Linked DNA regions of Homo sapiens: region 2 is linked to region 1. Evidence: chromatin contacts called from ENCODE Hi-C data. All regions are on one chromosome and are shown on one strand. Each heading gives the region's core, a stretch centred on a gene start or an enhancer-like site at or near the end of the contact. The rest is flanking DNA. Distances are from core to core; before and after follow the strand shown.

The links. Hi-C counts contacts between places; a loop is a spot of excess contacts on that map. Pooled maps may share reads with other maps.
Region 2: a pooled map shows a loop between it and region 1 (2.9-fold over the local background). The contact joins the promoter of DAP here to the enhancer-like site in region 1. A Hi-C loop is called at or near these places in 1 of 168 maps with a recorded cell type or tissue (naive thymus-derived CD4-positive, alpha-beta T cell), 2 of 37 single-sample maps with no recorded cell type and 2 of 50 pooled maps.

What each region holds. Positions count from the first base shown.
Region 1 is chr5:7,883,808-7,886,501 of GRCh38, forward strand. MTRR (5-methyltetrahydrofolate-homocysteine methyltransferase reductase) reads left to right here. Exons shown (of 15, transcript NM_002454.3): 7 at 1,894-2,047. Among named protein-coding and RNA genes, the nearest start is that of MTRR, 16 kb to the left of the region's middle. Within about 2 kb of position 1,251, at least 3 of the 41 ENCODE cell types and tissues checked have a DNase peak (open chromatin) inside an H3K27ac peak, as active enhancers do.
Region 2 is chr5:10,758,816-10,764,146 of GRCh38, forward strand. It overlaps DAP (death associated protein), which reads right to left and starts at 2,419. Exons shown (of 4, transcript NM_004394.3): 1 at 2,199-2,419. The coding sequence starts at 2,253. It overlaps DAP-DT (DAP divergent transcript), which reads left to right and starts at 2,221. Exons shown (of 3, transcript NR_187555.1): 1 at 2,221-2,401. RefSeq lists silencers at 1,975-2,404, 2,485-2,954 and an enhancer at 2,477-3,322.

The sequences.
Region 1 (2,694 bases), core at 1-2,500:
GGATCAGAACAGCATTTTATATATAAGAGGCCCAGGAAAGGAAGCTGTCCACTAAGGTCAGCCAGGAAGTTAGAAATAGAGCCTAAGGTCAAACGAGGTGGCTCTCGCCTATAATCCCAGCACTTTGGGAGGCTGAAGGCGGTCACTTGAACCCAGGAGTTCCTGGGTAACATGGCAAGACCTTGTCTCTACAAAAAAATACAATAAGTAGCTGGGCATGGTGGTGTGTACCGATGGTCCCAGCTACTTGGGAGGCTGAGGTGGGAGGACTGCTTGAGCCTGGGAGGTTGAGACTACAGTGGGCTGTAATTGTGCCACTGCACTCCAGCCTGGGTGACAGAGTGAGACCCTGCCTCAATTTTTTTAAAAAAAGAAAAGAAATAGAACCCAGACAGGCAGGTTAGGGTTAATTCCTCAGAGCAGTGGTTTTGATTTCTTGAGAATCTGGAAAAAATTATGGACTCTCCCAAAAAATGATTACACTTGTCCCTTAGTATCTTCGAAGGATTTGTCCCAGGACCCCTTTCAGATACCCAAATCCTCAAAGCTCAAGTCCCTTATGTAAAATGTTACAGTATTTGTATATAATCTATGCACATCCTCCCCTACACTTTAAGTCATCTGTAGATTACTTACAGTATCTAACACCACGTAAGTAGTTGCTATACTGTATTTTTAAGTTTACATTATTTTTATTGTTATTTTTTATTGTTTTTTTCCGTCCCAAATATTTTCCATTCAGGTTTGGTTGATTCTGAGGGTGGAGAACCTGAGGATATGGAGGGCCAACTGTATATAGAAACATTTACGTACAGTTTTAGTCTGAGATGTGCCTCGATGCACCCCCTCCATGGGCCCCCTTCCTACCCTCCACACCCTGCTGGAATCCATTGACCTTAGGTTAAGAAACTGACTGATAATCCTAAAATAAGTGTTTGAGTACCTCTTCAAAGTCATTTAGCTCAACCGTTTATTTTATGAAAGTCTTGAGAGGTTAAGTGGGTTATTCTTTCAGAAAAGCAAGGGCACATTAAGGCTGTTGGTGTAGATTTAATCAAACTTCCTAACAGAAAAAAATACAATGTGTCAAAACTAGATGGTTTTGCATCCATAAATATTAATACTATGTACACCAAAATATTTTTTATTCTGGTATTTTACATTTTTGTCATAAAGAGGCAAGGGTTGGTCTGTGCTTAGTCCAGTCTCTCTCCCTTGCTGGCAAGAAATGTGAGCTTGTGTCATTGTGAGAGGCTCCTCCCCAGAGCCCTGGCCTGCATCTGTATCACTCTGGGGCTTAGAGGCAATGGGCCTAGTAATAGACTTGACTTGGGAAGTGGTGACTTTTTCAGCCCATGTTTGCTCACAACCAGTATCGAGCCAGATAGTGTAATGTTTTATACTTAAGGAAATAAAGTACCCTTTCCTGTCCCCTAAAGGAAAAGAGTAAAGTAAGGAGAAGAAAATTGAAAACCAATGCATTTGACCATAATTAGTTTCTTTTGGTCATAATGTATGTTTTCGTGTGTGTGTGCATGTATGTTTTTGTAAGAGGGATTTTTATATTTACATGGGTTATTGAAAACACCATAGGACCTTACTTTGTAGAGAACAAGGAAGGTCTGACTTCCATTCTTTAAGTATGATAAAAGGCAAAACACTGGGTAACTACCAGATTTCGTTTTAATAGTAACTGCTAATAATGAAAGTATGTTTATTTGGTTAGTTGGGCTTATTTTTTAAAACAATTGTGTGTTTTTTTTTTTGAAATTCTATTTTCTGAGTTCACATATTAAAATCATAATATTGAAAACTATATTTTTGTTACCCTACAGCTTAAACTATGTAACACGTATAATGTATTTTTTTTTTTTCATTTTGGCTCTTCTCTAGAATACAGACTTTTCCTATCAGCCTGGAGATGCCTTCAGCGTGATCTGCCCTAACAGTGATTCTGAGGTACAAAGCCTACTCCAAAGACTGCAGCTTGAAGATAAAAGAGAGCACTGCGTCCTTTTGAAAATAAAGGCAGACACAAAGAAGAAAGGTAACAGCCCTGATGCTGTGACGTTGGGGTGTTGTGGGCCAGTGGACTGGAGCTGATGGTGAGAGTGTGGCTCTAAGGTTCAGGGTCCTGTGTGTTGGCCGCACAGATGCCTGGGGCTCAGCTGCGCATCAAGGTCTGGGAACACAGGCATACGCTGGTATTGGTAGTTTCTTAACTTTCATGTTAATTGCACTGAATAAGAAGATAATGGATGTTCTAATTATTGGACATTTGTGGACATGAAAACTGAGTGTAAATGTAGTTTTTGAGAAGCATTGGCCTAGGTTATTTTTAAAAATTCTTTTCCTATTATGTTTACTTCTCATAGTATGTTTGTTTTTGCTCATTTATTATATAAAATAATTGCTTTTTCCATAATTAAGAGAAGTTATTTATTTTTCAAAATATAAATATATTATTTACTTAGAATCTTGAAGTAGTCCTAAATTGATTTTTTGAGAAGAATAATGCTAATGGAGTACTGCTGTCTTTTTAGCTTTCATTTCCTTAATTTTAAATAATTTTCCTTTCTTTTATTTGGCCTATCTTGAATTTATAGTCTTCTTATGTTTTTGTAAGGTGGAGTTTTTTACTGTATTCATTTTGGGGAATTTTTTTGGCTGAATAAACATTGCCACAAGTCATGT
Region 2 (5,331 bases), core at 1,169-3,668, 2.9 Mb after region 1:
GTAATTCACAAAGCCTAGCTGTTTACTCTGCAATTCAAAGAAAACCAGAGTCCAGCAAGGAATTTCTCCCAGGGAGTGAGTATGTACAGTTTATACCTCTGACCTTAAAAATCTCCATATGGGCACTTTGGAAGGCTGAGGTGGGTGGATCACCTGAAGTCAGGAGTTCAAGACCAGCCTGGCCAACATGGCAAAATCCGGTCTCTACTAAAAATACAAAAATCAGCCAGGTGTGGTGGCAGGCACCTGTAAACCCAGCTACTCGGGAGGCTGAGGCAGGAGAATCTCTTGAACCTAGAAGGCGGAGGTTGCAGTGAGCCAAGATCGTGCCACTGCACTCCCAGGTGACAGAGTGAGACTCTGTTTCAAAAAACAAAACAAAAAACTTCTTTATGGGTGTGTCTCTGTATGCAATTTAATTACTGTACTTTGGTTCTGTATCATTCCAACAGATACGCTTTAATGTAACCCATGTCCTGGGGAGTGGAGGGCCAGAGCAGGTGGCTGCTGCAGTTCCTGGAGGCAGCCCTGCCCGGGGTGGAAATCAAGGCGCTCCTCCCCACAGTGGACAGGGACCCGCTGTGGTGGAATGGAAGTCAGTTATCCTTAAAAGAAATCCCATCAAAAAAAAAACTCCCTTTGAAGTACTTTTTTTCTTAAAACCAATGCAACACAAATTCCCCCAAAACCATTTTCCATCACAGTGGAATGATTTTCTAAAACCCCATGCCTCTTAAGTTCTCTGGCATCAGTTAGACATTTTTCTTTCCCAGTGCCAGTTAGTTTTGTTGTAGAGAGCCTCCGTCACCACTGAAAAATATTGCCTACTCTGGACTGCAACATATTTAAAGAACGGCTCCTATTCATTGTGCTGGTGCAGAGAATTCCCGCCCTATAGCGGAGGACAGCAGAGAAGGATAATGGGAATCTTTTTTTTTTTTTTTTTTTTTTTTGAGATGGAGTCTCGCTCGCTTTGTCGCCAAGGCTGGAGTGCTTTGGCTCAATCTTGGCTCACTACAACTTCTGCCTCCCGGGTTCAAGCCATTCTCCTGCCTCGGCCTCCTGAATAGCTGGGATTACAGGCGCCCGCCACCATGCCCAGCTAATTTTTCTACTTTTAGTAGAGATGGGGTTTCACCATGTTATCCAGGCTAGTCTTGAACTCCTGACCTCAAGTGATCCACCCTCCTTGGCCTCCCAAACTGCTGGGGTTACAGGCATGAGCCACCGCGCCTGGCCAGGAATCTTTATTGTCAAGAAAATGGCGCAAATGTGCCACCAAAAGAAGCCATGTTTCTCAAAGACTTCTGTTCCTACAAGACTGAGTTTATGACACTAAGGCGTGCTATTAAGACCTAAAAGAACCTCACGCATCCATACATTGAAGTGACTTGGCTTCTGAGACCCAAGGCCTTTGATCTTCTCACCAGTGTCCCTCCATATGGGCCGACTGCCACTGGAAAGGAGAGTAGAAACGGAAACAGACCCGTCTGGACAGAATCCAAAGTGCAAACAGGAACTGTGCCCAGAGAGAGGAGGAGGTGGCAGAAGCATGAAGGCTGCTTAGATCCCTATGTTCTAAGAAAGACCGCTCTTTCCTGGCTTTAACTTCCTTGGCTCAGAAGTTTAGGATTTGCTCAAAATCAGAAAAAGCAACTTTGGGGGAAAAAAAAAATCTGGATGTGGAAGAAACTGGCGGTGAAAGTCATATTGAGTGATTAATGATAAAAATTATTTCCGCTCCTTGGTTCTTGAGTCGGTATGAAACGCTGGCAGCCTCTAATTAATCATCACCATGATATTAACACCACTGACTTTTCATTGCTTCTGCTACTTTCTTTCTAGACATCTGTATCCTCTAAGTAAATATTATCCGCCAAAACTTTGTTATAAGTTGTGCAACTGGGTTCGCCCAAGGCACCGGAGCCTGCGCGCAATCGCACAGGTACGCGGCCGCCCGCGGTCCTCAGGAAGAAACGCTTCGCCGCCGCCGGCAAGCGGGGCCGAAGCTCCGGCGGGCTCCTCCCGGGCCTGGGCGCCCGACCTCTCCGCGGCCCGCGCCCCTCGGGCGGGCATCAAGGCCCGGAACCCGTCTCAGCGCTCGCCGGGGCCCTCCCCGCGGAGCCCCCGCCCGGCGCCCCCGGGTTCGAGCCCGCCCCCGGCACCCGCGCGTGGAGAGAGAGGAAAAGAGTCAGTACCGGCGGGCGGGTGTCCAGCTTTAGTCTCTAGTTTCCCTTCGGGAGGCGAAGACATGACGCGGCGGGGCTTCCGCGGGGCCGAGGCGGCGGCGCGGTTCTCGGGCCGGGCGGGCGTGCGCGAGTGAGCTCAGGTGTGAGCGCCGGGGAGCGAGCGGGCGGGAGAACGACGCGCGCGCGTGGGGCGCCGGGGCCGCGCGAGCCGGGTGAGTGCCACTGCCGTTAAGGGGGCGCGGCCGCCGCGCGCCGACGTGGCGCAGCCGAGCCCACCGACGGCATGCGCACTGACGTCACCGCGGCCCGCCCGCCCTGCTGGGCCGCGAGCCAAGCATACGGTGCGTGCGCAGCCGGCCGCGCCACGTCGGATGCTGTGGCCGGGGGCGGGGGCGGGGGCGGGGGCGGGGGCGGAGGAGGGAGGGGAGAGAAGGGGTGAAGAAGTGAGAGGGAGAAGGAAGGAGAGGGAGGCGGGGTCCCCGACTGGCTGCGGGGACTGGAGTTGCGGAAAGTTAAGTAGGGCCCAGCTGAGGATGGCTCCTGCAGCGAACGCGCTCAGCCGGGCTCCTGGCTACGCGGCGACGGCTGGGTGACTGCGCCCCACAGTGCGGGCCAGGGCCGGGGCGTCCCGGCAGGGAGGCGACCGTCCCCTGAGGCCCTCAGCCCCTGCCGCGGCAGCGCCTAATGAAGCGCGGAAAGGAGAGCCCAGATGGCAGCGACGGGGGCCGAGAGAGCAGGAATTTGTTAAAAGACGATGCGAGGGGAGAGCCTGCTTTCCGAGTGAGGGCCAGCGCTGGGGAGCAGAGACGGTGGCTTCTGTCCCTGCCCTCCTCGTTATGAACCAAAAATAAAATTCTAAGCCCTGCAGCCAACGGATGGACCCTCCCCTCCGCCTGTGGCCTTCTAAGTTATCTTGAAAAACTAGTTCAGGCCTTGATGGGAAGCGGAAGTCAAACATGGCCTCACAAACATCCGCACGGAGACCCTAAGACTAATAGAGGACTCTGATAAGAAACATTTGCAGTGTATTCCCGGCTTCATCTGCATGATAACACCTTGGTCTCCACAACTCCTTCATGCAACCCGGACATTCCCTTCTACTGAGTCCAGGTCTTTAGATGATAACTCTCAACCAGTTGCCAATCAGAAAACCTTTAAATGTACCTATGACCCGGACGCCTCCACTTCACATTTTACCTCCTAAAGAGCCAACCTACATCTTACGTATTGATTGATGTCTCATGTCTCCCTCAAATGTATAAAACCAAGATGTTTCCTGGCCACCCTGGGCACATGTCATCAGAACCTCCTGAGGTTGTGTCAATGCACGTCCTTAACCTTGGCAAAATAAACTTCCTAAATTGAGACCACTCTCAGAAACTTTTGGTTTTCACCATCATCTTCCTGTTGCCGTGGCTGACCCCTGGCTCTCGTGCCTTGGATCGTGTTCTTCCCGCCTGCCCCAGTGTTTTGCAACTGCTGTTAACTTCCGCAATGCCTTGCTGGATTCGCATTCAGACAGGCCTAATCTCTTTAGCGAAGGAAACACCACCCCTCGCTTGGCTGTACTTTTCCCTTTGACAACAAAACTGTTCAGGGAGGCTGAGCTCCTCATCTCTTGTCACTCCCTCCAGTCCAGTTTGTCTGGTTTTCATCAAGTTCTGCTGCACTGCCCTCAACCATGGGAGGTCCTTTTGTGGAAGTCACTTATAACCTATGTGCTGCCAGATCCAATGGTCATTTTCTACTTTCATTCTATTTGAGCTCTTAGCAGCACTTGATGCAGCTGGCCGTCCCCCTCCTCCTTTGCTCCGGAGGTGCCACATCACTGCCTTACCCTCCAGTTCTCTGGCCACCCTGGCTGCTCACTCTGTCAGCTTGGCAGTTCGCCCTCTTCTAGATTTATAAACATTTGAGTATCGCAAGGCTCAGCATTGGCCTTCTTCTCTATCTAGACTTCCCATAGATAGTCACATGCAGCCTGTGGACGACTATCATGCAGATGCTTACAGGTGCCAAATCTGCAACCTCATTTCTCTATTTCTGCTCCTCCCCTGAACTCCAGACTCACCACCACCACCACCTGCAGACGCTTATGGGTGCCACATCTGCAACTTAATTTCTCTCTTTCTGCCCCTCCACTGAACTCCAAACTCACCACCGCCACCTTGGCTTCTCTATTTGTTGTCTAACTCAGTGCTGCGCAACTCTGTGCATCAGGGCACACATGGAGATGCACATAGCATACATTGGTCTTGCATTCCCCACTCCATACACACATTTCAACACCGGTAATAGGATAATTGTTGGCCAGGCTGCAGTCATGATATGCTTGCCATTGTCTTGCATTCACATCCAAACTTCCAAGTGGGTGCCAGCAGTTTAGAAGAGAATCCTGAAATTAATACTGGGTTACTCTTTAAAGAGATAGCACATCACTCACGTTCTTAAAGGTTTAAGGATACCTAACTGATTAATTTCATGAGTAACTTCCTTTTTATGTATGTGCAAAAGTGCTATATAGTTAAAAACTTATGTCGTATGTCTTAAGCCTAAAGAATTATTTCTTGGAAGTATAAAATGAAAATTTTAAGTTGAAAGAGCACATTGTGGTATCATTTAATTGGTAGTGTTTTTACCCTTAGTGGTACCTAAAACAAAGTTGCATGTTACGAGCCACAGCATCTTAGACTCAATAACAAATGCTATTGGTAAGGAACCCTGGGGGGTGGGGGAGAAAGCCTTCACAGGAAGGAGCAGAGCTCCAGAGGGGCCCTGGTGGCCCCTGGACTGCCCTGAGGTCTGACAGGTTGTGTCTCTTTGCCTGTGACCTGTTCTCCAGGTTTGTACTGATTGGGAAACTCTGGTTGTCTTACAGTAGGTAGCTAGTCGGCCTGAGCAGGGCAGGAGAGGACTCTTCCCCCACAACCCACACCACCAGAAATGTTGTGTGACCATCAGGTGATGGTCAGGAAGTTGTTACACTGTTTCTCTAAAATAATAATTGGTTGCAGTCAGTGCCAGGGAAAGGCAGTCTCCCAGTAGATAGAAAAAACCTGAAAGTGGTGGTCAGCAGCTTCCTGGTAAGATCTCTTTGCCACACATCGAGAGGCAAAATGGCAACGTTTGACTGGTATATGAC